Regions from separate parts of the Mus musculus genome. Here regions 2 and 3 are each linked to region 1. The links are chromatin loops, found by intact Hi-C in ENCODE. Cell type or tissue: heart. All regions are shown on one strand. Links, peaks and the distances in the headings refer to the core of each region. The heading gives the core; the rest is flanking DNA. Region 1 overlaps Elf1 (E74-like factor 1). Region 2 overlaps Elf1 (E74-like factor 1). Region 3 holds the start of Wbp4 (WW domain binding protein 4).

Region 1 (10,314 bases), core at 1,423-9,422:
CAAAATTAGTTTTACAATTTGAAAAGCCAGTTAGTTCTGGCTAACTTTTCTGAAACAGGAAGAAACATTTTGAAGTAAGACCAAATGTGCTTGAAGATCATTGCCTATAAGTTTCATTGCATGGCATTCTTGAAGGTAAGGATACTATATATATTAACTTTGAGTAATTACATTTTTATGACTCAAGTAATACCTGGCCTTACTCTGCAGTTATGTAAACATTTACTTTAAAAGAGCGACACTTTAGTATAGAGCAAAGGCATAGGTAATTCCAGCGTAACACACTCGACAGAAGAAAATGTCACTTTCTATATAACAGGAGCCTTTTCCCACTTTAGTAATATGTACTCATGAGGAACAAAACAATGAAATAAGTAGGATATTTACTAAATGAAGCCACGGATCCTAAAATGAATCCAGAACTAAATTCTGTTGTTGGAGTTCAAGTTCAAATTAGCCCATATAAAAGACACACAATCCAGATATTTTATTTATAAGCCAAATACTTAGACTAGAACTATTCTAACTTATTCCCTGGCTCTAATGCTCCTTGTTACTTGCAGTTTCTCCTGGCCAAACAGTTCTGGTCCGTGGCGGCTTTCTCCTCTCTTGTCTGTCCTCTTCTTCCCCTCCCTACTCATGGGGCAACCACACCTTAAGAAACCAGTTTTAGCAATGGGATACAAACAGCATCAGACCCACCCATGACAAATTCCTCCCCTGATTTTTTTCTCTTCTCTTACCCTCCCCTGTGACGACCATTAGTGAGATGATTAAGGGGCTTTGAATCAGATTTTCAGATTAGTTACTAGTAGAATAGTTCCTCCTTCTAATACTTTGTCCATATTCATTTGTGATATTTTAAAATATTTGTGATACTGTATAGAGATACCGTATTTAGTGAACAAGCCAGTATTTTGGGCTAGAAAGGTAGTCTGAGGGTGGAAAGATGGCTCAGCAGCTAAGAACTCTGGCTGTTCCTCCAGAGGACCAGAGTCACTTCCCAGCAGCACGTGGCCGCTCACAGCTGGCTGTAACTCCCATATTTCAGTTTAAGGGGGTCCAATGCTCTGGGCTCCTGAGAGGCACTGCACACATGTGGTACACAGACACACATGACCACAAAACACCCGTAAACATTAAAAAAAGAGATAAGTCTACAACCACTTGAAAGCAAATCAGAACCATGTCAGAAGATAATAGAGATGCTTACCTTAGAACTAGAGGAGTATGAATTACCGGTCATAGGAAAATCCTTGGATGTAGTTTTACACGTTTTCTAAGTTAGAGATTTTTTCAAAATAACAAATGTAAAGGAAGCCAGGCATGGTGGCTTATACCTGTTTCCCTGCACTTGGGAACCTGAGGCAGAGGAGTGCTGTGAGTTCAAGGATACTCTGGACTACATAGTGAGTTGCAGGCTGGCATGAGCTACGTAACATCATGAAACAAAGCAAGACAGAAAGGAACAACCGAGTTGATTTTCAGTATGTCGTTAAAAACCTCCTGGGGAAGTTTTCTCAGTGGCAAAGTGAAGTAGCTGGATGAGGTTAAAATTTTCAATTCTGATATGCCATAAACTGTGTTTTTGATGTTATTTTGAGACAGGTTCTTAGCACATAGCTTTGGCTGGGCTAGATTCAGTGTGTACATCAGGCTATTCCCTGACACATGGAGCTGGAACAGCCTCTGCCCCACCCCCCCCAAGTGCTGGGATTAAAGGCATGTGCCACCACACCTACCTAAAAGTTTGTAATCTTCTAAACAGGAATCAGTAGGAAAATTTCACGACACAGTCATCCTAAAGGAGGACAGCAGTAGAAAATGAAAGTTAATTGTTTACATGTGCTAAAATCAGGCTTCCATGCCAAGTGTAACTAAACCGAGATTCTTCCAGTGAGCAGGAAGCTTTAGTAAGAGCTTATTTAATTATTCATCCATTGCATTTCACTTCCTGGCTCATGCTTTGGCATAATTTTAATATATATATGTATTTAATATATATATATAATACATATATATATTAATTAATTCTGTGCCATTTTAAGATGTACTTTTAGAATTAACCAATGAGAACTGTTATTAAGCTGAAGAATCTGACGTGGTGGGCACGTGGTGGGCACGTGGTGGGCACGTGGTGGGCACGTGGTGGGCACGTGGTGGGCACGCCTGCAATCGCAGTACTTAAGAGATGAGAGCAGGAGCATCAGGAGCTCCTGGTCCTCTGGTAAACAGCAGGCAGGGTAGCCTGAGATACACAGAGCCCGCCTCTTAAAAAGGAGGCAAGACTACTGTTTGGGTGTTAGAAGTTCACAGTCCTCACAGCATAAAGGGTGGTTAAAATGTAAGTGGTGGAGAAGGTATGGTGGGGTATGCTTGCATCCCAGAATTTAGGGGAGTGAGTTTGAGATCATCCTGGCTTACGTAGAGAGATCAGTCTGTCTCAAACACACACACACACACACACACACACACACACATGGGCCTGGGGGGCGGCGAGACGGGACTAAATAGGGTTGGGTATAGATCAGTGGTTGAGTTCTTGCCTAACTTGTGTTAGGTCCTGGGTATAGTTTCCCTTTAATAAAACACGAGCAAATAAATACTACGAGTGTCAAGTGTTTTATGAAAAAGTAAAATGGTTCTTTGATTGTATCCAACCAAAGCATAACTTTTCTCTTTCTCGTCCCTTCCATCTCTTGCAGCTTGGTGATCCTGCTATATTTCCTGCTGTTATTGTGGAACATGTTCCTGGTGCTGATATTCTCAATAGTTATGCTGGTCTAGCTTGTGTGGAAGAGCCTAATGACATGATTACTGAGAGCTCATTGGATGTTGCTGAAGAAGAAATCATAGACGATGACGATGACGACATCACCCTTACAGGTGTGTGTGCGCACCGCAGGCCAAATGCTCAGGGTCTAGGCCAGGGGGTTCTAGGTGCTTGGCCTTTTCCCAAGGATTTGAAAATATGGGGTCACACAGATTTGCAAAGGTAAGGTAAGTTGTTCATAGCAGAACAGTTATAGAGATTATAGAGGGATAGCCTATCAAGACTGACTGTGAGCTACACACAGCATGAGATTATTCAAGGGCCCCAGGATAAAACTTAGGGTCTTTTTAAAGTGGGGTTTAAAAAAAGGAGGGGCTGAGTACTGAAGGGTATAGCTCGTGTGCTTCTTTACTTTAATTGATAGATTAGGTATATAATTATCTTTTCTATTAATCATTCTCCAAAGCATGACACACCTGGTTTTAATTATAGGCACGATAATAAATAGAATGAGTTCTCTAACAGGTTACTGGCAGCTTTGCCTTGCTGTGCATGTACCTGAACCCAGTTCAGGGTGGATATGCCTTCTATTTCTTATACTTAGATATACTGGAAACACACTTGACTACAGTCTTCTCTCAATTTTTAGGATGTGGGGAATTTATGTTATGGGTAAGAGATGTGCAGCCTGGTGTAGGTCAGGGTGGAGGGCTTCTGGGGTTCCGTAATGTATTGTAATACATACTATGCACACCCCACCATTCTGCCTTAGCGTGGGGCATGATACCTGACGCACAGACGTATTCAGTGAAAACTTCTTGTATCAGTAGCTTATGCTAGCAGATATTAAAACTGAAGTTAGAATATTGAAAACAAACTTACACTAATGAATGAATAAGTGAATTATTAGAACTGAATATGTCTACACGCGGGTGCTTGTCTTTTTAAGAAGTTAACACATGATCTAGTGCCATTTTAAATTAGAACAGGAAGGAAAAATGACTGTGTGGCTATTTGGTGAGGGAGAGAAAAGAAAGAACCCTACCTAAAAATTATACCAAACGAGTATATGGCTTAGAGGTTAAAAGCACTGGTTGCTATTCCAGAGGACCTGGTTTTAGTTCCCAGCGCTGAAATCGTAGCTTACCAACTGTCTGTAATTCCAGCTCCAGGGGATTTGGTGCCCTCTTTTGACAACCTGCACCAGACATGCATATATGGTATTCAGACAGGCAGGCAGGCAGGCAGGCAAAGCACTTACACACATAAAAATAAATATTTTTTAAAGTACTAAGACAACAAAGTAGATATCAAATCAATAAAATGTTTAATATAGGAAAAAACTTTTAAGCCGGGCAGTGGTGGCGCATGCCTTTAATCCCAGCACTTGGGAGGCAGAGGCAGGTGGATTTCTGAGTTCGAGGCCAGCCTGGTCTACAGAGTGAGTTCCAGGACAGCCAGGGCTACACAGAGAAACCCTGTCTCAAAAAACCAAAAAAAAAAAAAAAAAAAAAAAAAAAAAGGAAAAAACTTTTAAAAGTTATGGCTTGATTTATGTAAGTAGCAAAAGGTTTTCTATGTGTGAGAAGGAGCAGAAAGAGCATTGACATTTTCAGCAAACATTGCAAACATTTTTCATTCCTTCCCCAAATTATAATCAAAATAAAAAGGGAAGTGACTGTGTGAAGAAAGAGCTTAAAAGTAAGCAACTGTAAGTGGACACAGAATTTGATTAGTTATGTTAATGAGTAAAAATATAAATGTCTAACATGTATGAGCAAGAGTTATTGCTTAGTAAACACATATGCATGGTGTGATGCAGGGCGGCAAGGTTATAAGCCCGGCACTTGGGGAGTAGGACAGGAGAATCAAGACAAGCCTCATGATACCACGTCTCAGAAGAAAGAAAAGAGCAATAGTGTGGCAAGAAACGACAGATCAACAGGCTCCTCCCTAGTGAACCAGAAAGGCCTGGTGTCAGAAAGCAAGCCTATTTTAAAAGCCAGGTTATTTGTGTCTTCTCTTCCTTTCTTTTCTCACCACTCCAGCCCTTACCGCCTCTCTGCTTATCTAAGATGAGAAGGGAAGAAGGGCTAATTCCTGTCATTCCAGAGTTGGGAAGGTAGTATCAAGCCTTTGAGAAGCTGGGGGAAGGAAGGCCGAGAAGGACAAGGGCTAGAACGGTACCGCCTTGTGGCCAGAGCTAGTATAACACAGTGCCTCCCACTGTAGCTGGCAGAAAAACATTTCCTTGTAGGTTAAGATGCTGGCCTGCTTGGTTTCTTTCTCCCATGCTTACTGAAGACTGTCTTCTTCCTTGTCTTCAGAGAGTCTTCTTGATTACTGTCCAAGTCCAGATTTCCTAGTGGGTTGACAGGATAATGATTTAGTCTACTGTGATGACCTCATTTTAACTGGACTCTCTACTTTCTACACGCCCTCTGTCGTGTCTGTCTTCTGCTGCTTGCTTTGCTTATGGTAATGGTTGTTCCTGCTGCTGGGGATGGAATCCAGGACCTGTGTATGTGCAGCAAGTGCTCTCCTGCTGTGTCCCATCACCACCGAAAGGAATTTGAGGGATAAAAATGACAATATGGAATCATTTGATGTTAATTTTTAATACACGATGTTATCGTTGTGTTAGGCTCCTTTTAGAAAACATGCTAAAATACTTAGAGATAAAATATGGAGTAGCAGGCCCAGACTGTAGTCCCAGACTTGCTAGGCAGAGGTAGAAGGATCAGCTGTTGTAGGCCAGCCTCAGCTACATAACGAGTTTGAGGCCAGCGTGGGCTATAATAAGGTCCTGAATTAAAATTGAAAGAGAAACAGGGCTGGTGAAAAAGGCTCAGAGAGAGAAAGCGCTTGCTGCCAAATGCCTGGTGAGTTTGATCTCGGGGACACACATAGAACCAACTCCTCCAGCCTGCCCTCTGATCTCCATACACATGCTGTAGTATGAGTGTACATCCTGCAAATAAATAAAAGATTGCAAAAATAACAGAACAACCAAGCAAATGAATAAAAGTGGAGACTTGGATCCCTTCGCAGTGGTCCTTTGTAGAGAGTAAGCACTGTGGGAGGGTGTGGACGAAAGATCAACAACTTGTTGATTGTGTTTGAAGCTGTGAATGAACACAGAGGCCTTTATTATGTCTTAGGACTTTGATTTTTCCAAAATCTCTAATAATATGAAGCTTAGTTACTTTATGGTGGTGAATGCCCGTGATCTCACAATTTAAGAGGGAGAGGCAGGAGGATCACTATAAGTCTGAAGCCAGCCTGGTCTTACATTATATATTTTGGGCCAACTATGACTGTATAACATAGACTCAGCCAGAGAAGGGCTGGTGAGATGGCTCTTATTGTAAAAGTCAAATGACCTGTGTTCAGTCCCCAGAACCCATGGGAATGGGGAAGGAAAAAATACTTCCACAAATGTGTCTTCTGACCTTCCTGCACACTTTGTGACATGGTCCAGACACACATCACACACACACACACACACACACACACACACACACTAATAAACAAAGCAAAAGGCAGTTGGCTGGTAGCTGACACCTGGGGTTCCCAGCACTTGGGAGGGTGAGGCAGGAGCATCTCAGCAAGTCTGAGGCTAGCCCACACTATAGTGCACATCTTAGTTTGCTTCTTTATTGATGTGATAAGTACCATGCCCCAAAACAGCTTGGGGAAGAAAGGGTTTATTTGGTTTACACTTGCACATCCCTCAGGGAAGTCAGGGCAGGAACTCAGACAGAACCTAGAGGCAGGAACAGAGGCCATGAGCAATACCTAGCTTGCTCTGCATGGTTTGCTCAGCCTATACAACCCCCTGGTCTTTTACATTTATTCTTTATTTTATGTGTACAAGTATTTTCTCTATGTAATTTTTTTTGTTTTTGTTTTTGTTTTTTTGAGACAGGGTTTCTCTGTACCGCCCTGGCTGTCCTGGAACTCACTCTGTACACCAGGCTGGCCTCGAACTCGAAATCCACCTGCCTCTGCATCCCAAGTGCTGGGATTAAAGGCGTGTGCTACCACTGCCCTCTCTGTGTCATGTAAGAGTGTATCATATGCCTTCAGGTGCTTGAGGAGACCACTAGATGGCCTCGGCCTCCTGGAGCTTAAGTTAAAGGTGGCTGTGACCCACCCTGCAGTGCTGGGAAACAAATCCCAGGATTTCTCAAGAACAGCAAATGCCCTTAACTGCTAAGCTATCTCTCTAGACTCCCACCTGCACCTGCTTTCTTATGCAAGCCAGGACCGCCTACCCAAGGGCGGTGCCACCCACAGTGGGCTGAGCACTCCTGAATCAATGCAGGCCAGTCTGATGGGAACAGTTTTTCAACTGAGATTCCTACTTTCCAGATGACTCAGGCTTGTCAGGTTGACAAAAAGCAAAAAAGCAAAACAAATAAAACAAACAACACCCTCTGCCCCACAGCTAGCATAATGTGAAACCTTCTTCATATTCACCTCATATTTATTATTATGGCTTATGTTCTGTATCTTATAGTTTATATGCATGCAAGCTACAAGCTCAATATTAAATGGCATGTCCTGGTTCAGGACACTGTGGCTGAAGTTCGGAGAAGCACATACTGTTTCAGAGTAGCTAATACTATTCTTTCTTTATTGCAGTTGAGGCTTCTTGTCATAATGGAGATGAAACAATTGAGACCATTGAGGCTGCCGAGGCACTCCTCAATATAGATTCTCCCAGCCCTCCTGTACTGGATGAAAAGCAAATCAGTGAGTGCTAACGACCGCTCCTGTCTGTGTTCACTGCGAACTTACCCTTGCCCTCCCCTTTAGAGATGCTTTTCTTTTGTGGGTCCCAAGCACATTGTAAAGGACAGATTCTAGTTGTGGTGCCCTTGCTAAACGTCCTGTTTAACTGACACTATTTAGAATAAAAAGTAATATGTCTCTTTTCCCCAACATAATATTGTTTTTGTTATTTTTAGAATTTCATACAATGCATCCCCATCAAACTTGCAAACTCTTGCCTCTTCACCTGTTTATTTTTTAAAAGTTTATGTACATTAGTGTTTTCCTGAAAGTAAACATGTGCATTGTATGTGTGTAGTATCGATAGAGGCCGGGAGGAGTGTTTAATATCCCAGAACTGGAGCTAGAGTTGTAAGTCATGATGTGGGCACTAGTAACTTGGAAGAGCACCAAGTGTTCTTAACTGCTGAGCCTCTCACTGGGTTTTAACTGGACTAGTATAATATAGTCATCTCTACAGATAATTGTATTGAATAGGCAAAAATGTCCTAACCATTTGTTGTATAAAATTCATTGCCAGCTTATTAACCTCTCTTTAAATCGATTTCTTCTTTGGGCCTTTGACAAGGGAGAACTGAAACTTACAGGCATAGTTACTAAGAACGTTCTGCATGTTTGATGTGCACAGTGGTATGTGAGGCTATGTATGGTATGACATAAGAATAGCTATTACTTCTTTCTTCAGTTTTATGGTTTAATCCCGAAGTCACTCATGTGCGTAAGGGAGTATAAAAGCCAGAAGCAAAGGCCATGGAAGTGATAGCATGGTGTTCTGGAGGGAGTGGTACTCTTGCTGTATAGAGAGAATGTTTTAAACAAATGACAAGTAGACTTCATTAGATAGAGAAGACAGGCCGGGCAGTGGTGGCGCACACCTTTGATCCCAGCACTTGGGATGCAGAGGCAGGCGGATTTCAGAGTTTAGGGCCAGCCTGGTCTATAGAGTGAGTTTCAGGACAGCCAGGGCTACACAGAGAAACCCTGCTCAAAAAATGAGAGAGAGAGAGAGAGAGAGAGAGAGAGAGAGAGAGAGAGAGAGAGAGAGAAGACAGAAATGAATATTCAACTTACAAGGAGTAGATCCAAGCACTAACTCGTAAAGTAAACTAGTTTCTTGACAGAAAGATGTCTTTGCAGGTCTGACTCAAGTGTTAGCTTCATGGTGAGTGGGAATGAGATGGTAAGGTAGGTGTAGCTTATGGAAACGTGGAGAGGCATGCTGTGGAGTTTGAGTCATTTGTTTTATTTTTTCCTCAGTACATTATAGGGAGATGTTTTTGACTATGATTTCTCATTCTCGTTTTTAGAGAATAAAGCATTTGTACAGAGGTCTAATGCTGTGAGATAGGAATTGCGTTTCAGAAAGGAGACCTGGGGTGGTAGACTGGGGTGACATAGATGGTGATGGGAAACAAAGCCTGGGTTGCTTTAGGATCCTTGATTTAGGGCAGAGGAAATGAAAAGCGGAGAGTTTATACAAAAAGACGTGATTCTGTTTATAATACACAAGTGATTATAATTTATTTCATTTCCATTAGATAATAATATATTTAGCTCCTCTGAAGATGACATCGTTGCCCCAATCACCCATGTGTCCGTCACATTAGATGGGATTCCTGAAGTGATGGAAACTCAGCAAGTGCAAGAGACAAATGCAGACTCCCCAGGAGCCTCCTCCCCAGAGCAGCGCAAGAGAAAGAAAGGTGCGTGGCTGACTTGCTTAGGCCGTACAGTCAGTGTTGGTGTGGACTCCAGACAAACTTTCTATTACAGGTGCTTCTATACCAGGTAAGATACGGAAGAGCAATGAGGACACAAGACCAGTTGAGGCATTTCTTCATATTAGTCACTAAAAAAACCCTAGGTACTTATAATAGTTGAGCTATCTGACAGGAGATTTTCCAACTCTTTGTCTTTTATTGTGTTTGTGTTCAGGTGTGTGTGTGTGTGTGTGTGTGTGTGTGTGTGTGTGTGCGCTATGGAGTATGAGTAGAGGTTAGAGAACACTTGGCACAGAGTTTGTTCTCTCCTTTTACCATGTGTGACCACGGGCTCCCTCTCAGGTTGTCTAGCTTGGTGGCAAATGAGCTAACTTGCCAGCCCAGATCCAATTATTAAAGCCTCAAGTTTCTATTTAAATTCTTTATCCAGCATCTTCATCCTCCTCTCAACCAAATAAAACAAAAACCCCTGGGGGTAAGGGTTCGGGCCAGGTTTGTTTTGAGGGCATAGTTTAAGGTCCTCCTTTGCTTTCATTAGTCTTTGTTTGTTTTATTATTTTATTTATATTCTACAAGATTTTGTCTTTTAATCCTTTAATTTTGTGTGTGTATGCACATGCATGTGATTAGGGAAGAGAACCCCAGTCCTCTGTGAGAACAGCAAGTGTTCTTATTAACATCTGAGCCATCTCTCCAGCCTGTTTATTTGTTTTTGAGAAATGTTCTCAAGTATCCAGGACTGGCTTTAAATTCCCTGTGTAGCCAAATGACCCAGGCGAGCATCGAGCATCGCTGCTCCTCACGTCCTAGGGTGTAGTTTGAAAACCTCCAGTCTACCAGAGATTCCATTACAGGGATCCAGTAGGAGAAAAGTGCAGAAAGTTGGAATTCTGCAGGCAATTGAAGAAACGAGTGTTAAACTATGTTAAAAGGGGACTCTAACTTTCACAAATTGTTAGTGCCTTGGTTAGTTTTAATTGTCAGCTTGGCCCAGCCTAAAGCCACCTGAGGGGGAAAAACTGG
Region 2 (10,314 bases), core at 1,428-9,427, 52 kb before region 1:
TAAGTGAATTATTTTGTGAAACAGGGATGGTCTCTGCACCTTTTAGAGAAGTTAACACAGAGGCTTAGAGCTTACATATGTAGGCCTAGAGTGGACAACTGGTTAATAGTAGAGTTGGGACTCACACTGTGGTCATCCACTCTGAAGTCAGTGTCTTAACCATTAGTCTACTGGGCAAATGGTTAATGTTAGTTTCTTGATTCTTTCTGCATGCTCTGTGTGTGTGTGCCTGTGCCGTAAGGTGGAGAGGCCAGAGGAATCAGGCGCTCTCTAGCCCTTTCACCTTATTCCCCTGAGGCGAGGTTTCTCGTGTGTTTTAGGCCAGCCCCGGAGAGTCTCCTATCTCTTCCTTGCAGTGCTGGGGCCGTAGGTGTGTGAGGCCCAGTCTCTTTTATGTCTCGGCTGGGTATCTGAACGTGTCCTCAGGCTTGATCCATAGGCTCTCCTCCCTCCCGAGCCACCTTCCCTTAAGGTAGCCTGAGATGTGGGTAGATCTCCCTTACTGTTCCCTGCTACTCTTTGTAATTCATTATATAAGTTTCTTTCTTAAAGAGATTAAAAAAAAAAAAAGGCCCAAAGTTTCCCCTATTTTTCTGTCTAATTTTATCGAGGAACAAAGACAACAGTTGCAGGCAATAATTTTCATGTTGCTGGGTTTTAGTCTTAAGGACCCAAGGCTTCTGGAATTGAGGCTTAAATAAAAATAAAGCTGTAATTCTTAATTAGCATAAGATGCATCTCTATGAGAATTCAGGTCATGATACCATTATTCCTTAACCTCCTCTAAACAGAATCTTTGTTTTTTAGACAACAAATACCAAACAAAATTGGCAGTGGTTGAAATTACTTAAAATAAGAGGTGCGGCTTCTCCGACACTGCCTTAGGTTTAATTAAGATAGGTAGTTGTCTTGTTTTTTGTATTTAAAAGCATAGAATTTTGCCAGGCTATTACAGACTCCTAAAGTCCTAGTACTCTGAAGCTGATGCAGTTCAGGCCTAGGTTACATAATGAACTGGAAACTTAGCAGTGAGACCCTAATGAAAAAAAAGAAACAGAAAAATTTTAAGAAGAAATAAGCAAGTTTTGGTGTGAAAATGTCTCTTTTACTTTAAGCCTATTTACTTAAATATCTTGTCATAAAATTATTTCTAGACTAATAACAGCTTTTATTTTAATGCTATTTTGTTCTGCAATGCTGAGGGTTGAACATAGGCCCTCACACATGCTAGATACATTCTGTACCACTGAGCTAAGAATACAAATTTAAAAATATATATTTTATAGAGACTGGAGAGGTTGCTCTTGGAGAGACCTGGGCTTGATTCCCAGCACCCGAATGACAGCTCACAACTGACTGTAACTCTGGTTCCAGGGATTACAACACCCTCTTCTGACCTCCATGAACACCAGGTAGACAAGTGATACACATACAGGCTAACACTCCAAAGAATAAAACAAATCCAACAAATCAAAAAGAAAACCCATTTATTAGTAAAGTATAATTGGCATAATTTCATTTTTGAAGATTCTATAAAATTTACATTACTGGCTAGTGTATGAATAGCTTCCTGCCAATTATCAAAAATCTGGTGAAGAAAGGGCTAGGAAAATGGCTCAGTAGTTAGAAACAGTTGTGCAATTGTGAGGATCTGAGTTCAAATCTCCTGCACAAACACATGCACACACCATCAGTGAATGTGAGGTAAGAAGAAGAGTGCACTGATGTGTATTTATGCCGCTCACAAGTGTGACTCAGCCGCACGGTGTGGCTATCAGGACAACTTGTAGGAGTTGATTTTTCCTTATAACTTATGGGACCCAGGCACTGAACCCAGGTCATCAGGCCTGGCAGCAGCCGTTGCTTTCTAAGCCATCTTGTGGACCCTGAGACTTTTTATGTGTCTTTAGTAGGACTTTGTTCTGCAAACAGCAGCCTAAGCCTGAGGATTTAGAAAGGCCATAGAATCAAAAGACAGAACTGAAAGGAGTCTCAAAAGTCCCCAGGTTTCCATGCTGTTCCAGGCTTTAACAAGAACAGGAAATGGGACTGGGATTTAGCTCACAGGCTGAATGCTTGTTTTTAGCATGTGCAAGACCCTGGGCTCAATTCCTAGGATTGCAAAAACCCTAGGAGAAAACAGAATGCCTGGGGAAAAGGCTGGCTTGGCAAAGCACCTGCAGGGAAGCTGGAGGGCCGTGTGTACATTCACAGAACTTACAGGAAAAGTTTGGCCTGGTAGCCTGTTCGTAAATCCAGTCTTCAGAGGAACTTGGGGGGAAGGAGACAGATCTGAAGCCTAGCTGAATCTTTGGTTTAGCGGGAGACTCTGTCTCAAAAAATAAAGATGGTGGGCCCGGAGAGAAGGCTCAACAGGTACTGACTCATCCTCTAGCCCCACAGCGTTTGATCTACACCCCATTCACTGGAAGAAGAGAGCTGACCTCTCCATTGTACATAGGGCACCTGAGTGCCCACATACAGATCAATGCACATGGAAAATAAAGGGTTGATAGCACTTGCGAGGTGAGGCAGGAAGATAGTATAAAGTTACTGCATGCACAGTGGACGGTTCTTTACAATAGAAAAGCAGTTTTGTTAAACAGCACCCCTTTCTCACCCTTCTCCCCAACTCTTTAAGTAGAAAAACCTTCCCACGATTATAATCATAACAAAATAAGCCACCTTTTAAAAATACCACTTACCTTTGTTTTGGGTACAGATGTTTTGCTTGCATGTGTGTAAATAAGTGCACACAGATGGGCCCGGTGCCTACAGAGGTCAGAGAGGTGCCCGGTCTTCTGGAGCTAGAGTTTGGATAGCTGTGAGCCAGCACATGGGGCCTGGGAATGAAATCTGGGTCCTCTTCAAGAGCTGCAAATGCTCTCATCTACTGAGCCCTCTTTCCACTCCCCAAACTGTTATCTTTAACCTCACTTCTGTCTGTCTGTCTGAAGCTTCTCTCATCAGACTGTCTCCTTTTAGAACCGCATTGTGTGACTTTTCCAGGCAATTTGCTTCTGCTTTTCCTGGCTAGAGAGGACAGAGGTCGTACAAAGGAACAGTATCATCTGAGTTCAGTGCACTGAGCCAGTGAGCTTATTGGGGTTATAGGAGCATGGGTGAGACTCCAGCAGCTGAGTCACAGAGAAAGCACCCGTCCTACAGGGATGAGTCAGGATTTAGGAGAGTGCAATCGCCCGAGACCCCCAGGCAGCCCTCGACCATGGAAGGGTCTCCTCCTTCCCAGCAGATGACATGACGCCAGGGAGCTGCACCGGATCTTCTCATTCGTATGATCTTCCTGTGCTTTTCAGTCAGGGTTCTTAGGAATTTTATGAGCTCTCTTGTATCTTTAGGAGGGAATTTTTCAATCAGGAAAAAACATTTATAAAATGGACTCTATCACACATAAAACTTTTCTTAAAAATACCTATTTTTAGCCGGGCGTGGTGGCGCACGCCTTTAATCCCAGCACTCGGGAGGCAGAGGCAGGCAGATTTCTGAGTTCAAGGCCAGCCTGGTCTACAAAGTGAGTTCCAGGACAGCTAGGGCTACACAGAGAAACCCTGTCTCGAAAAACCAAAAAAAAAAAAAAAAAAAAAAAAAAAAAAAACTATTTTTATTTATTTGTACATGAGGATCTCTCCCTCCCTCCCTCTCTCTCTTCCATCCTTTCTTTTTGTTTGTTTGCCTGCACATATGTGTGTATCCCATGTGAGTGCACGAATCTCTTGGAACTGGAGTTACAGATGGTTGTGAGCTGCTATGTGCTGGGAAACAAATCCCAGTCCTTTTAAGAATAGCCAGAGCTCTGAGCCATCTCTCCATGTTCCACCCCGATTTCTTTTTCTTTTTCTTTTTCAAAAAAATCAATAGTAACCTTCATATTGCTAAAACCAGTTGCCATTTTGCTTCAGATCTCATCTGCTTTGGTCTGAGATCAGCGGTTGACGCTCACTCACCTCTTAGTCTGTGTTTACTCCTCAGACTCCATGCCGATAGGGTAGATCTTGTTTTCCTCCTCCAATTCTCTGTGGTCCTTCTCGGCCACCCTTGTAAGCTCTTTATCATTTCCCCACCTCTAAATGATGGAGTGTCCCAGGAGTCTTTAGTATATTATCTGTAACTATATGTCATGCGCATGTGCCTAGATATATGCTAGTGATCCCCAAATTGTATTACTTGTTTTTAACCTTATTTTATAACTTAAATTATGATAGAAAATTAACAACACTTCAGTACTGATTTAAAGTCAGTACATCTTATGTTACACGATGAAAGAGTAAGAGGAAAGATATTTGCTTAATGTGTGTGTGTGCACATGCATGTGTGCATGTGTGTATATATTCTTATGCAAATACATTCTTAACAAAATAGGAGTTTCTGTAAGTGGTCACTTCCTAGTGTTGTAGCTGGCATTACTGACACTCTCTGCTGCTTGTTCTGTATTCTCTTGGTCTTCAACAAGTACCCCAGCTTGTTGTGCCCTAGGGCTGAAAAGTTGATGTGGCCAGCTGAAAGTAAACTTTCTGGCTCATTTATGGAGAATAAGGTGTTTGCTAAATCGGTAGCTCCTTTTCAGGTGCCAGATATATGAATTTGCTCAAGGAGTGAAACTGCATCTGGTTAAGTTTACAATATGGTTATTGTTTCCCAAGATCATTTCCAGACGGGTGCTGAGGACGGCCTAACAACTGCAGTCTGTCTTGGTTACTGTGTATATGGCTAGGGGCTAGAACAGTGTCTGACACACACTCAGTGCTCAGGGCACATTTTTGAAGGGTGAGAATGACTAAGAGTGCCTACAGTTAGTAATTAACATTGAGCCTGGAACATGGAGAAAACAATTTATATGTATAGACCCTCCTTCTCAAAATTAAGGCAGGGTCTCTGAACCCTGGTTGGCCCAGAACTCACTGTGTGCTAGGCTGGCCTCAAACCTTTGTCTTACTGAGTGCGAAGATTACAGGGATGCACCACCACACTGCCATCTTTTTCTTATTTTAAGATAGGACAAGAGTGGGTCAGTGTTTGAGGTTGTACTGAAACAGCAGCCTTTAATGTATTTCCCTGAAGGCTCTCATAAAAATCTCAGTGATAAACAGAATTGAAAAGCCACCTGCCTGGATAGAGGATCTCTAAGGTGTGTTCAGGCTTATGATGATAAATATTTTCAATAATTGTAAACTGGTCTGTTGAGGGACTTCTTCATGCAGAGGAGACCTTTTACGTGAGGGTTGAGTGGATGTTCAGTAGACGGTTGGAATGAGGTGGTCAATCCCAGCAACACAGAGATAAGGAGGTCGAACAGAGGTGGGGGAGGATAATTCCAAACTCCAGCAGGATTCAGTAGGTCTGGACTATGTGTATGTGTGCATGTGGGCATGGATGCTTCTGTGCCTGTTTGGTATGTGTGTATGGGAGAAAAAGTGAAGGAAATGTGTGGGCAGAGAAATGGAGTTGGGTCTGGGAAAAGAAGAAAAATTGAAGTCAGGTGTCAGAAGCCTTGAGTACCATGATAAACGGTGGTGTTTTGTTTTGTTTTAAGATGGGGTAATTGGGTCATCTAGTCTAAGTACTTGCCATAAACAATTGAAGGAAGGAAAGGTTTATTTTGGTCTATGATTTCAGAAGATTCAGTTCATGGTTGCTTGGCTTCATGTGCCTGGGCAGAAGATGACAGCAGGGGTGAGGGGTGGAGGCTGCTCTTAGCTTCTTGAAAAATAGGAAGCAGAGAGAGGGGGGAAATAGGAAGAAGCCAGGCTGAAATATAGGACAGGTAGTGATCTACTTCTGCCAACTAGGGCCACCCCTCCTCCCTTTTTACCACCCCCCAGTAACACCACTCTATTGTGAATATATAAAGGGGTAGCTCCATTGATTACACCCGGACCCTCAGGATCTGTTTTTGGAAAGACAAGGTATTTCACTAACTATTGAGGTATTTCCTCCTCTAATCAAGTTGACAACATTAGTCATTATCTGAAGTTTTCTGTTAGCTAATCTCTAACTTGAAATTCCCCTACCTCAGCTTCCAGTATTGGAATTACGGATGAGCATAGCTAGCCTGGCCTTTGTTTTGATTCTTGGACTCAGAGTTGTTTCTTCTCTCTCCCCATCTCCTCTTTCCCCATTGTGAACTAAGGTCACTATCGTTGGTAGAGTTGTTTTTCAGCAAGACTGTTGGTGGTGGTAGAGCTATATATAGGGCCTCACTGAGGCAAGTCAGGAAAGCAGTCTCCTATTGAGCTGTAGCTATAATCCTTTTAGATAAAAATGATTTCAGTGGTCAGAAATAGGCAGGAGAATACCATGAGATTTTCCTTTGTACTGAGTTCCCAGCCATCGTGGGTCCTTGCCTCAAAAAGAGCTGAGGGGCTGGGGTGTAGGCTCAGTGGTTAAGAATACTTGTTGCAGGGCTGGAGAGATGGCTCAGCGGTTAAGAGCACCAACTGCTCTTTTAAAGGTCGTGAGTTCAAATCCCAGCAACCACATGATGGCTCACAACCATCCGTAATGAGATCTGATGCCCTCTTCTGGGGTGTCTGAAGACAGCTACAGGGTACTTACATATAATAATACAAAAACAAAAAACCACTTGTTGCTATTGCAGAGGACCCAGGTTTGGTTCCTAGCACCCATATGATACACATGGTACCTTGCAGTGTCCAGATACAGGGAATCTGATGTCCTCTTCTGACTATCTTGAGCGCCAGGCACAAAAGTGGTACATAGACATATACACAAACTGCTCATATGCATAAGAATATATTTTTAAAGCTGAGACAGGATGATTGGCATGGGTTTGAAACTAGCTCGGACTAAAAGATGAGTTCTAGTCAACTTGCCTAGAGTATAATCCTGACACAGAAACTGACCAGCTCTGTCTGTAGGAGTGAATTACGGATCATGTGATACATACATGTTTAACTTCATTTGAAACTGCCAGTGCCTTCTAAAGTAGATATACCAATTTCCCAACCTACCAACAATGTACAAAGGAATAGTTACAGGCTTGGGAAATGCTTAGTTGGTAAAATGCTTGCTGTGTAAACATGAAGACCTGAGGTTTAGTGCCAGTACAGGTTCTAGTACAGCGTAAGCTGGTCTTAAACATGCTAGGTGACTGAGGCTTAGAGTGCAGGTGTGGATCACCGCGTCTGATGTTCACCTTTTTGAAAGAGTAATCTTAATCTCAGGATACTATTATAATGTTCCTATGGGGTATATATGCACAATTTATTGACTTCCCAGGACGGCAGTGGCTTCAAACTTAAGTGTGTGTGTGTGCGCGCGTGTTTGTGTTGAACCCCACGTTTCACACATGCTTGCTGTATGATTTGCTGTACTAGAGGGGTACGCTTAGCCGTAAAGACTTTTATTTGTTTATTTATTTATTTATTTCAGCATTGTGGATTGAACACAGAGCATTGCACATTTGGTAGTTGTCCTACCACTGAGTGGTACCCTCTATCCTGTGTTTGTTTAAAAAAAAAAAAGAGTTTTGCCGTGTAACTAGGCTGTTTTTGAACTTGCTATGTAGCCTGGGCTTGATTTGGCCTTGTGTTCCCTTCCCTCAGCCTAAGTATTCGAGGCATGTGCCGTTGAACTCTGTTCCAAGCCCTTGGTGTATTCCTATGTGTGTGCTCACCTGCATGTGGAGGGCAGAGGTCAACACAGGTGTCATTCCTCAGGAGCCACCTACCGTGTTTTTGAGATAGGGTAGATTTGGTTAGGCCAGCTGACCAGCAAGCTCCAGGGTGTTCATTCCTCATGCTAGGCAAGCACTTGGCTATGGAGCTACATCCCAACCCAAGGTCCAGGATGTCACCTGGGTGATGGGCCTCACACTCCAGTTCTCATGCTTGGAGGTGAGTGTTTTACTGAGCTGTCTCCCCAGGTCCCTGTTTCAAGGTGTAGTTTGTTTGTTTGTTTTTGTCATTTTAAAAATAAGTGTTGCCATTTGCTTATTTTTTTAAAAAATCTTTATTTTTATTTCATATGTATGGGTTTTCCTGGGTGTATGTCTGTATACCGTAAATATGCAGTAGTGCCTGAGGAAGCCAGAAGAGGGCGTTGGATTCCTTGGCACTGGAGTTACAGACACTGAGCTGTCAAGCTGGTGCTTGGGATTGAACTCAGATCCTCTGGAAGAGCAGTCAGTGCTCTTAACCACTGAGCCATCTCTCCAGCCCCCATTGGCTTATTTATTTCATTTATTTATTTATTTATTTGTATCATCCTTTTACTTTTTCTAATTAACTTATAAAAGTCAGATTAGGTTTACATGGATATCACCCAAAATATTAGCTGTGGGAAATGAGCTTTCCAGTGAACAGTGGACTTCTTGCTATTGACTCAGAGCAGCTTGTTCCAAGGTGTATGGAGTATGAACATTCATTCAGATATTCCGTAGTCAAAATCGATTTATCCTTTTCCTTTGTGTAGTTAAAAATCAATTTATTAAGTCCTAGAGATTATCTTAGTAAAAAGAAACTTCAGTGAAATAGAATAAATAGGTTATCTTGATGAACTAGTTGTATGCTCACTGAGGGGCCAGGGTAAACAGTGGTGGTAATGTTTTGGTGGCGTGTCTGACCTGGAGGACATTGCTGTAGTGCTTTGCCCACCAGTGTTGGAGACGGGAGCCTGGTACTTAGAAGGCTTGTGAGGCAGGCAGAAAGCTTTATTCCGCAAGTGAAGCTGTGGCTCTGTCTTGGAAATGATACAGTTATGCACTATGATTGCACTGGTAACTTTTAAAAAGTATTTATCTTCCTTTCTTTCTTTCTTTCTTTCTTTCTTTCTTTCTTTCTTTCTGTTATTATTATTATTATTATTATTATTATTATTATTATTTTGGTTTTTAGAGACAGGGTTATTCTGTGTAGCCCTGACTGTCCTGGAACTCACTCTGCAGACCAGGCTGGCTTCTAACTCAGAAATCCGCCTGCCTCTGCCTCCCAAGTGCTGGGATTAAAGGCGTGAGCCACCACTGACCAGTATTTATCAACCTTTCAATTCTACTTAAAATTGTTTTGTTAAGTTGGACTGTCTAACATGAATTTTCAAAAGTTCTTTTAGCCACGTTAATTGACACTTATTTTTCCACTGAACTTTGGATTTTCTAGTGAATTTTATCTGTTTAAAGAACCTATAAGTGTGCGTCTGGCATTACAGTTTGCTGGCTTCTCCAGATTACATAGCCATATATCCCTTCATATAAGGGTTAATGAGTAGCCAGGTTGGACACACCCGTCCGTCCGTTGCTGTGGTAAGACACAGTTCGTTCTCTCCTTTCATCCCTCACGTTTTCTTTTTATAGTCGTACTTATTTGATGTGTTAATTTTACTTTCTTGTAGCTTGTCATTCTATTTTATACTGTTAATTTTCAAAGATGGCAATTAGCATGAGTTAGTGGCAATTTAAACTAGGTAGCTTTGCTCCTGGGCTCTGCCTCGCTCCTGTCCAATGCCTGGCCCCCATTTTCACCTGTGCATTTGCATGTTTGACCTAGCAGAATAATTGGGTCCACAGCAACATGGGCGTGCCTACCTTAGAAACACTTAGTTTCATGTGTGACTCATAAGCTGAGCAGACTTCCCCAATCTGCAGGAGCCATTTTAACAGCACAGAACTTGCCGGGTTGCTTTTTAGTTTCAAGCCCAGAGGACGAAACCTGAAGACAAAAGTTTAAAGGTAACTTGTGATTTTGTATGTTTGCTTCTGGCTGTTTTTGAGTCGATTAAACAGCCGAGGTTCTTACCTGTGGCAGAACATGGCTGAATGTATTCTTTAACTCTGATAAAATGCACGTAGTGAGTCACATGTCTGTGCACTTCAGAACTATGGGCAACAAAGTATTTAAATGCTGAAAAGTCCTAGCTCTTCCCCTGAAGCATCTTGTTTATTTCACTGCTTGGTATTTTCCTCTCCTCTAACTTCACATAAAGGAGAGCCCCCACCCTGCAAAGCAAACCTGATCCAGTTCTAATTAAAATAAACTTAGTTGACTCGGAGGGGCTGGCTGAGAAGTAACTCTTCAGTAGACTCATGAGATTCTGATGCTGAGAAGAAAATCAGGAACAAAGGCTTTGTTACAGTATCTTAATTAAGGCTGAAATCTTGGGTTTCAATTTAGTTTTAAGTGTTGCTCACAGGCCTGTCTATGCTTTTTTTTTTAAGTTAATGAATTATGCAAAATATTTCATTTTGAAAAGCAAAGAGGTTTAAAAACTAAGGCGAGTCCTGGTAAAGTGAATCGGTGGTAAAGGCACATTTTCAGCGAAGAGGAAGCCGGATTGGATGGA
Region 3 (10,052 bases), core at 1-8,000, 82 kb before region 1:
TAATGGCAAAAAATAGAAAATAACTAGTTTAATATAAACTGATCTTGGATCAAATGATGCTGGTGGTCTAAGCAGACTATTGCACTCTCCCACCAGGTGTTCTCTGGTTCTTAAAACAAGCAAGGATGACCACATCAGCGGGAAGACATACACAGTACTCTCCTGACTAACCCAGGGAATACAGGTTAGTGTAAAAAGGACTTGAGACACGATGCCTTTTAAAAAGAAAGACGTCACAGCTGGGCAGTGGCATATACCTGTAACCCCAAAAACCCCAGCACTGTGAACACTGGTCAAGTTCCAGGCCACCTGAAGCTATTTGCTTAAGTGTCTCAAAACAAAAAGAGAATAACAAAAGTGCCCTATCTCCCCAAACTAAAACAACCACCACCAAACAAATAAAAGCCACAGCAACACCACCACCCACATTAAATGTCAAAACTGGTTAAGCCTCTAGAATTTCATTGCTCTGTTTTTCTAAGAGAAATAAAAATTATCCTTAAAGCTTGGCATTAGTTGGGCAGTGGTGGAGCGCTGTTTTAATCTTTTAAGCACTCAGGAAGCAGAGGCAGGCAGATCTCTGAGTTAGAGGCCACCTTAGTCTACAGAGGTAGTTCCAGGATAGCCAGGGCTACACAGAGAAACCCTGTCTCAAAAAGCCAAAGCAGGTAAAAGACTTTGTTTTTAAAATATTAAGAAAAATAGATACTTAAAAATTCCTTGTTTGGGCAGGTAAGATGGCTTAGTGGGTAAAGGTGCTTACCACCAAACCTGACCACCAGATTCAACCCCCAGGACCCACATGATAGAAGAACAGACTCCTGAAGTTGTCCTCTGCTATTCGCATACCAGAGAACATCCACAACAACAACAACAACAGCAACAACACACAGACACACACTTTAAAAAATTCCTCACATTGTGCAAAATGATGTAGTAAAACAAAGTGACTGTTTGTAGCAACAATCTTGTAGTTTATCTACTGGAGACTGGGTAAGTGAACTGCGTGCACTCCCACAGGCTTTTATTGAACAGAAAGGCAGCACACAGTTCCCTATGTACTGACATGGGAGACACCTTCAGGATACACTGTTCAGTTAAAAAAACCTCTGTACCCTGTGAACAAGATGGAATAAAATACATACACACAGAAACAATGAAAGGATGGACCTGAGCAAAGGGGGAGGTGACTTCTGAAGAGTAACATAATTAGATGGCTGGGGACAGGGATGGCTGACTGAGCACTGGGGCCTACATAAATATCCAGAAGTTCTCACAAATTATAGATGTCTGGTGGAAAGAAATAAGAAGTACCCTAAAAGTCCTGTCAATCAAACCCTGTATGATGTATTAATGGAGCTATTCTAATATACTCCTCAGAGTACCTCTTTAAAGCTAGAGTTTGTAAGGCAAACAGTTGTCTCTATTGTTCCTATACCGAGTTACTTACAGCTGATTATACCACACAAAGAATACTGTATTAAAGCACCATTCAAAATTAAATAGTTTTCACTAATAAATTACTAGATATGTAGGGAGATGCACACAGACCTCTAGAAAGATAATTTATTTTCATAACTCATTAAAGTTATTTTATTGCATAGGTACCTCCTGGGATATTTTTTTCAATTTATGTGGTTTTAAAATCTCATGGCAGTTTTGGTAGGGATTAGCCTAAGCCAAATAAAATATGCACAATCTTTAGCACCTACTAGCAAAGCCAAAGGGAAGAGCAAAACTCCTCTCAAAGCCTAAGATGATTTAGTAGTGTGTAATGGCAGACTGTAGCACAAAATATGGCATCATTCCGTGGTGTACAATAGTTCTGCCAAGTAATACGTTATGTATATGCAAGACACTATAGGGTTTGCTTTTTCAAGACAGGATCTCTCTGCGTAGATCTGGCTGTCCTTGAACTCACTCTGTAGAACAAGCGGCCCTTGAGCTCGGAGATCTGCTTAATAGCCTCTGGATACTGGGATTAAAGATGGGAACCACCTCTGCCCTTGCTGACCCTGTAGTTTTTCAAAACGTATTTTCTGGGTCTACGCCCCTGTGAGTGTGTAAGGACATGAGCATAGCCGCTAATGGAGGTCAGAAGAGGCTGTCGGACACCCTGAAACTGGAGTTACAGGTAGTGTCGAACTGCCATGTGGGTACTGGGAACTGAACCTCAACCCTCTGCAAGAGCAGGAGTTGTTACTGACTGTGAAGCCATCTCTCCAGTCCCCATAGCCCACAGCTTTTGATACAGTAGCTTGTCTGATTGTAGAATGTCTAAGAGGGAAGAAAGCCAGCTGACGTCTTACTTTATGCTTTAAAAGTTGGATCTAAGTGGTGGTGCACACCTTTAATCCCAGCACTCCGCGAGGTCAGCCTGGTCTACAATAGCCTGAGTTTCAGGACAGCCAGGGCTATACAGAGAAACCCTGTCTTGAAAAACAAAAAAACAAACAAACAAACAAAAAGTTGGATCTAGGAGTCTAGCCATGGTACACACCTTTTTTGCCAGCACTTGGGAAGCAAAGCCAAGTAGATCTCTGTGGGCTGCGGGCTAGCCTGGTCTACAGAGTGAGTTGCTGTCTGGAAACCCTGTCTTGAAAAATCACCGCCCCCAACCCCCTTGCAAAAATAGTGGGCTCAAGGCTTTCAGCATAAGGTATATTACAGCTGCTCCCTTTGTATCTCACCAGGGAATAATGCTGTTCTCCTTCCTGTGGAGAACAGGAAAAACTACAATATTCCTTTTTAAGGGGCAGGTATTCCATAAACAAGATTATCCCACTCACTGTCCATTTCCTCAAAGTCCCCAGAAATAATTTGGCCTTAAAATCAAAGTCAGATTGATGAAAAGGAGAAGGCTATAGCTTTCATAAGAGGAATCAAACAAAAGAAACCTTTTTAGGTTTTGAAGAATAAAGAGCACTATACACGAAAGTGGCTTATACACACTAAAGTCAAAAAAACAACACATCACGTGAATATTTTAATAAAAATTTCATACAGGCCTATTGTCTGCTATCCAGCACTTGCAGTAATCACAGAATTTCTTTGGTTGTGACTTCCAGTAGTCGGCCCTGAAAAGATAAAAACAACTCTAAGCTTATCCAAAAATTGAAAGGAATTTTTACAGTTGTTAAAAAATGGGATATAAGGCTGTTTTCGGACTTCTGTCTTAGCAAAGCAGTTGTATTATTTATGTAAAGCTAAAGTCCGTGGAAAACTGCTCTCCGGTGAAGGTAAATCACACTGCACCGAGATGAAGAAGTCTCAAAGTATTTCTCTTTCCCGTGCCCTTCTAGCTAATTCATTCGTTCTGGGGACGCGAGGCTGGGAAAAGCCCCTGGACGTCTGAGGCCGCAGCGCCACCCCGGCCCCGGGCCCGGGCCCCGGCGGGCGGGCGGGGGCGGCACCCGAGTCCCCGGCTCCTGCCTAGAGGGCGGCCGCGTCTCCGAGAGAACCGGCCCCGCAGGTCGGGCGGCCCCGGGCGAGCGGAGGGGCGGGAGGAGGCCACTCGCGGGCGCCTGGCGGCGCAAGCCCGACCCGACCCGACCCGACTCACATGACGGCGGCAGCTCCGCGGGCAGCCCGCGATCCCGCTCACTGATGTCCGCCGGTGGCTCAAGCCAGGACCTCTCGGTCTCGGCGTCCCCCCCGGGTACGGCGTTTCCACGGGTGGACTACGGCGGCCGCGACGGCCCAACCCGCGCGCGCGGTTGTCACCGCCTCTTCCCCTCCCCCACGGGGCGGTACTCGCGGCGCCTGAGAGGTGGGGTCGGTATAAAGGGGTTGAGGTCACCCAGAAGGGACGAAAGCGCGACGGGACCGGAGCCGCGGGCCCCGAGCGTCCGACCCAGGCTCCATCCCGCGGTCCTCACGCCTCCCGGGATCCAGAACCTCCACTCCCGAGCTGGCTCGCAGCCGAGAGGCTCGATCGCCTCCCCCCAGCCCCGGCCGCACGCCGCCGTTCCCACAGCCGGCGCCGCCCTCGGCTTTGCCGGCTTGCCCGCCCGCTCTGTGACCGGGGAGCAGCCCGGGACCTGACGGCTGAGAAAGAAAGGCGCAGCCGCCCGTTCCGGGAGCGCACGGGGCGCCCGGCTTCGGCTCAGAACTTTCCAGGGGCGCGCACCGGCCCCGCTCCTCCCCCCCGCCACGCCCGCGCGCTCCGCCGGGCTCGTGCCCGCGCGTGGGGCAGCGGCCGCGGGGGCGGCTTCGGCGGCGCGAGTTGCAGCAGAGTGGCTGAGTGGTAGCGGCGCTGACGCTAGTCAGGTGGGTCACAGCAGTGCTTGTAGCAGCACTTCCCATATGGTCTAGCGGTTAGGATTCCTGGTTTTCACCCAGGCGGCCCGGGTTCGACTCCCGGTATGGGAACAGTGTCACTTTTTGCTCTAGTTGAGTTTACTTGCTTAGTGGCTCTGGCTGACTTCTGCAGCCGTGTTCGGGGTGAGTTTGGGAGCAGGCAGTGTAGTTGCTCCCGTGGATGGGAGCTTGGCTCTCGGAGGCCGGAGGAGCGCGGCGGCCGCTCTCGGGCCCGCTGCGAGAGGAGTTTCGCTTTCCCCGCGGCTGTACCCCGCCCTCAGCCCGTACTTTTCCAGGCGCTCGGGAGGTGATGATTAACTTGGGCCTCGCCTTATCTCCCCCCGCCCGGGTGCCCCCTCGGCCCACACCCTGCTCCGCCGCCCCCTTCCTACTCGGCGGGCCGGGGCGTGCCCGCTGCGCTCCAGTTACTGTCAACAGCGGCTGGAGACCACCCCGCTGCTCCCTATCGCCAGACCCCCGCCGATCCCTTGTCGCCGGCTGGGCTCTAGGACCCCCGCCGCGTGCACCCGAGCCCGGTCCACCGCTCCCCCCCCCCCCCAGCAACCCTCGCCTCAAGGCTTTTGCAGAATGTCTCTTATTTTCCTTCTAACTCCCCTTTCCTCTTCAAACACACGGCAAACTGCGGAGAAGAAAAATACCACTGGGATGAGATGTCTTGAAAGAACAGAGCCGGCTTTCCCGGAGGCTGTTTGGAGCGTCACTGATTTAAAAAAAAAAAAAAATCATGGGATGGAGGTGGAGCTTGGAAGACAGAAAATTAGCCCGGAGACTGGGGAGGGGATGTTACAACAAAGTTGCACTGTACTTTTAAATATAGAAGCCCTGTGTTTATTACAAAGAAGCGGCCCAGCTGTGTCAGCAGCCTGAGCGCCGTACACGAAACAAAAGCGTTATCATAAATGCAAGTTGAAATTAGAAAATTGGGGCAGCTGTAATGTTTAGTCTGTTGGGCCTTTGGGCACAAATAAGGAAAAACTGACTCCGGCGGATGAGTTTCTGGTCAAAACCATTACTGAGCAGAAGTTTTGGTTGTTTGTGTGTTCCCAACAATATTTTATAGCCTTAACTGGCACAGCTGAGTTTGAAAATAGCTGTTAATGTGATCTATGCGATTAGGGATTAATGAGCCTTTCCTCGTAAAAATTAAACCTAGAAAACTCCTTTAGCGAATATTTAAAACATTAACACAAGTCCTTATGCATGTCAGGTTCCCCACCCCCCACCTCCAGATGTTTTGAGGTGCCTGCTGAACAGCAGGCGCTTTAGGTAGGTGGGTAGTGGCTGGATAGAATCCCTTTGGCCTCCAGTCCTTAGCTATGGGATCGTGCGAAGGTCTTTGACCTGAGTGTAGTGGTGTCTTCTAGCTTTAGAGCCGTAAGCGTGTCACCATCATTATATTACTACGATAGTTTCTCCGTGTGGCTCGAGATAGCCTAGAACTCACTAGGAGCCGGAGCTGCTGAGGTTTATGGTCCTCCTGCTTCTGCCTCTCAGCAGTGGGCCTGAGGGTAAGGTGAGTCTGTTCAGACCTCATCTCAGTCTCACGTACCCCAGGGTAGCCTCAAAGTCTCTGCGGTGATGAAGATCTCCTTTGCTCTTGCACCTCCTGCCTCTTCAGTGCTCAGGTCACAGGCTTATGGCACCAGACTCGATTTTTTTTTTTAAGTTAATTACAATTCCTTATGTTTATGAATGTTTGCCTTCCTGTGTGCCACCTGTGTGCCTGGTGCCCAGGGAGGTCAGAACAGGCCAGATCCTGGAAATTGGAGCAATGGGTGGTTGTGGGCCTCCCTATTTGGGTGCTGGGGAATCAAGCCTTCATTTCCGCAGGAGCAACAAATGCTTCGAACCTCTCGAGCAGCCGCCTAGGTTCTCCAGAGCAGCACATTCTCCACAGAGTGTAGATAGGTTAGAACCAGGCACTTTGTTCTAGATTTGGAAGAAAGGACTCCTATCCCTGCTTTGTTTAATTTTTGCAAGTATTTGACCGGTGCTGAATAAAGCCTGTGTTATCATAGATGGAAGAGTAAGTGATCGCCGGTGGGCATACTGCATGTTTGGGGTGAGTTTAGGACAGTGGTACGGTGAGAGCATTCCTCCCCAAGATGTCCTCTGTCTAGCTCTGGGCCAGGTGGGGAACAGGCAGGCAGGGTCCGAGTTACACACAATTGTTCCTAGAGGTGGGGTGGAGATTTGGCTCAGGGAAGGGCAAGAATAGAGAGTGTTTGCCCTGCACCTTGAAGAACTGGTTGGATTTCTCCCAGTGGGGAATGTAAATCATAAAACCTGAGGTGGATGAGACTGGGACCCGGAGACTAGCAGGAAGTAGGGGTCGGTAGGCATGCGGTGCCTGGGGGGAGCTGGTGGCAGAGCAAGAAGAGAGGCAGGAATTTCAAACTTTGCAAGTTTGAGGAGGTTACACATTCTTTTAATCAAGGGTCGACCTTTTATATCAGGAGAGTTCTGCAAACATTTTTGACTCTTTGTTCTGTGTTGTTCTTGTTATTGTGAGACTGATTCTTACTATCATAGCCCAGGTTAGCAGATGTGTTCTGCCACACCCAGCTTCGTCTCTGAAAAGCTTGAGTGTGGCCGTGGTGTGTGAAACAAGAAATCTTACTTCAAAAGACTCAGACAGTAGAGGAAAACGCAGACTGTTGCGTGCCTGTAGCTTTTATGTTTAGGTGTTGAATATTTTCAAATCAATAGAATGGAAAAGCGATTAATTAGACTTTATAAGGATGAAGACTGGGTTTTTGTTGTTGTTGTTTTTGGAGACAGGGTTTCTCTGTAAAGCCACGGCTGTCCTGGAACTCACTTTGTAGACCACTTTGTAGACCAGCCTGGCCTCGAACTCAGAAACCCGCCTGCCTCTGCCTCCCAAGTGCTGGGATTAAAGGCATGGGCCATCATGCCCAGTGAAGTCTGGGTTTAAATTATGGGAGTGAATTGCAGGTGTCCTTTGCAAGACCTTAATAATTCCTGAATAGCTGGGAAATAATATTTGATAAATATCTGAAGATTCTTTTGTTGGGTTGCTGGTGTCTAAGGTGCTCTGTCTAGACCACAAATAGCTAGCTGTACCAACTGAGTGCTAATTCACCCAGGCCATGTGGTGATAGTTGCTACTGTCAGGTGCAGCCAGGAGAGGTGTGAAAGCTCCATGGAAAGGGAGGAGTAGGAGACAAGGTGAGTTAGGCCAAATCCAGAGCCGTTCCGCTGCCCCAAGGCCTCTGCTTCCCCATTTCAACTGCCTGTCTGGCCATCACTGCCCCTCAGCCACCGTTGGCCTTGTGGCTGACTCTTGAGTGTGCCTCGGGGTTTTATTAACACTTGTTCTTCTGCCTCCACCTCCCCTCATCTCAGGCCTGCCTGCCTTTCTCAGAAAGGCCTTTCTGGACACATTAGCCAGTCTCTCTCTTTTTAGTTACTTTCTGGTTAATTTACCTTGCTTGTTCATTCATGTTTTCTTTCCTTGCTTGCTTTTGGCTGCAATTAACCTGTTCACCTTTTTTTATATTAAAAAGAATATTCTCTCTTGTCCCTCTCATAACCCCTCCATCCCTCTGTTGAGAAGCTAACTTGTAGGACTCAGTTTTCTCTCTCTACCACTCGGACCCCTGGGATACGACTCCGGTTGTCAGCCTTGGCACCGGTACTTTTGCCTACTGAGCCATTTCACTGGCCCTTCTCCAAATTTTGAAAAAGATTCCTTTATGTGTATGAGCATCTTGTCACAGGGATGCGTGGGTACCAAGAGGGTGCTGGGTGTCACAGAGGTAGAGGAGGTTGTTCAATTCCTTAGGACTGGAGTCACCACTGGGAGCTAAGAACTGAACCTGGGTCCCTTTAAGAACAGCAAATGCTCTTAGCCACTGAAGCATCCCTACATGCGGCCCCCGCCCTCTCCCCCCCCCGCCCCCCCCGCCCCCCCCCCCCGTTTCTTTTCTTTCATCAGGGTAGTGTGAGGATAAGTACATGTGTCGTGAGGTCAGTCCTGCTCAGGTTATACCACAGAGAAGTTGGACCTGCACTGCACTCGCTGTTGGTGCAAATGTGTCATGGCACAGTCAATTGGAAACGTTTGGCAGTTCCTTAAAATCGTAAACAGAATCACCACATGTTCCTCAGAAGGGAAAACCTCTGCCTCCGTTACAACTTGATGTAAATGTTTACAGCGCTTTCCCTCCTAACAAGCTGGAAAAGGCCCAAGGATGGGCCAGAGTCTACTGTGTGTCTGTGTAGTGGGACACTAGCTGGAGGTGAGGCAGGCATGGAGATCCAGGCCACAGAATCAACTCTTGAGTTTCAAGCATCTTATGCTTAGTGGGAGAAAGCAGGTGATAAAGACTATGTTGTTCAGCCCTGTGTGGTGTGGTGACACGCGCCTGTAATCCTAGCACTTGGGAGTTAGACGCAGGAGGGTCTCTGAGTTCTAGGCCAGTTGGTCTGCATAGAGAGGAGTACTATAGGACAGTCAAATTCTGTCTCAAAAACAGCAGTTTTTGTTTTTTATTCCATTTATGTAAAATGCCCACAACAGGCAATTTTATAAAGAAAGCTTGCTTTGAAGTAGAGAAGAGATGGCGGGTACCTGCTAATGTAGCTATGTTTAGGTGCCTGAGAGACTATAAAATAAGATTTTAGTTGATTTACAACTCTGTAAATATACAGAAAAGCATGGCATGGCATACTTTATTTCTTAAGTTGTGTTACATGCTTGCAAAAACTATGAAAAAGGATTGAAGTCAAGCCTATGGAATGTTTTATCTCTGAATATGCTTGCCATTTAGATTTTACCTATCTTAGAATAACGGGGGGATGTTTGAGGAGTAAAGGTATGAATCCTAGATTGTTCTAACAGTGCAGCTCATCCTCACCAAGTCCACAGGTACAGTGTACAGTGTACAGAGAAAGGCCCACTCTAAACCCAAGCACTTAAAGCTCTCTGTTTTCACATCTGGGTCTGTGTGAGCGATGGCACAGGCCCCTTGTGGGAAGCAGACTTTGAGAAGGGCACTGGAGATACAGCCGGGCTCTCGTGATTCAGAGCCGGTGCGAGACAAGGCTTTCAGAGGAAGCAGGCAGGCAGGAGCAGGAGCACTTTAACAGCTGTAGCACATTCTGCCTGAAGCGTGGGAGAGTAGGATAGGAGTGGGAAACAAGGTTGCAAGAGTAGATTAGGGTCAGTGGGGAACAATGTCGGAGCTCTGGCAAGTTCTGCTGCTTCTTTTCCCTGGCCTCTAGGGTTTTTCTAGTAGCCTATCTTTGTACCTGTGGGTTTTGCACCGGCCCTGACCTATCAGCAGTGTGACTCTGGGCTGGGGACTTTGACTTTTTCCTTTCTGTCACCAGACGCGGAGCAGGGCATCTGCGGGTGGTCAGGAAGCATCTGAGGCCAGGTTACAAAGTCTGTTGAGAAGAGTTCATGCTGGGAGGCGGCTTGATTCTTGGCAACTTGGAGAAGTTCTGGAATTTGGAGCTAAAGGAGTTTGCCTAGCTAGGAAAGTGGATTTCTGGTAACGTGAGCTAATGAGGTGAATTTGATAGCACTGCGCAGGTCAGCTGGAGAGCGAGCCTGAGGATCCCTTCCACACCTTGCCTTGCCGGTTTCTACTGTCACTTTCCCTGGACCAAAGTCGGTGCCTGCCTTGAGGAGCCAGCTTCCCTGCTTGCTTCTGGGCTCTCCCATGGTGGCTGCAGCTTAACAGAAGGATCGGGTTCACAGGCTT

Evidence for each region. Hi-C counts contacts between places; a loop is a spot of excess contacts. Peaks named below come from ENCODE experiments on the same cell type or tissue, not always from the same donor. Only the 100,000 strongest peaks of a DNase experiment are listed, where the experiment ranks them.
Region 2: it touches region 1 in a loop (4-fold over the local background); 14 of 42 quality-filtered maps call a loop at or near these places.
Region 3: it touches region 1 in a loop (5-fold over the local background); 16 of 42 quality-filtered maps call a loop at or near these places.

What each region holds. Positions count from the first base shown.
Region 1 is chr14:79,558,042-79,568,355 of GRCm38, forward strand. Elf1 (E74-like factor 1) reads left to right here. Exons shown (of 9, transcript NM_007920.4): 3 at 2,706-2,886; 4 at 7,421-7,531; 5 at 9,109-9,273. Among named protein-coding and RNA genes, the nearest start is that of Sugt1, 24 kb to the right of the region's middle. In heart, for the core only: CTCF peaks have their summits at 4,979 (motif pointing left) and 6,881 (motif pointing right); a DNase peak (open chromatin) is centred at 4,980.
Region 2 is chr14:79,506,068-79,516,381 of GRCm38, forward strand. The region is part of intron 1 of Elf1 (E74-like factor 1); the gene reads left to right. It also overlaps the pseudogene Gm9243. Among named protein-coding and RNA genes, the nearest start is that of n-TEttc4, 30 kb to the left of the region's middle. In heart, for the core only: a CTCF peak has its summit at 8,068 (motif pointing right); a DNase peak (open chromatin) is centred at 5,694.
Region 3 is chr14:79,477,369-79,487,420 of GRCm38, forward strand. It overlaps Wbp4 (WW domain binding protein 4), which reads right to left and starts at 3,900. Exons shown (of 10, transcript NM_018765.3): 1 at 3,563-3,900; 2 at 3,005-3,077. The coding sequence starts at 3,564. It overlaps Elf1 (E74-like factor 1), which reads left to right and starts at 3,826. Exons shown (of 9, transcript NM_007920.4): 1 at 3,826-4,269. n-TEttc4 (a tRNA gene) reads left to right here and starts at 4,300; the gene lies at 4,300-4,371. It also overlaps the pseudogene Gm9243. In heart, for the core only: CTCF peaks have their summits at 3,438 and 3,637; DNase peaks (open chromatin) are centred at 3,713, 4,203, 5,053 and 5,863; H3K4me3 peaks cover 4,325 bases; H3K27ac peaks cover 4,174 bases.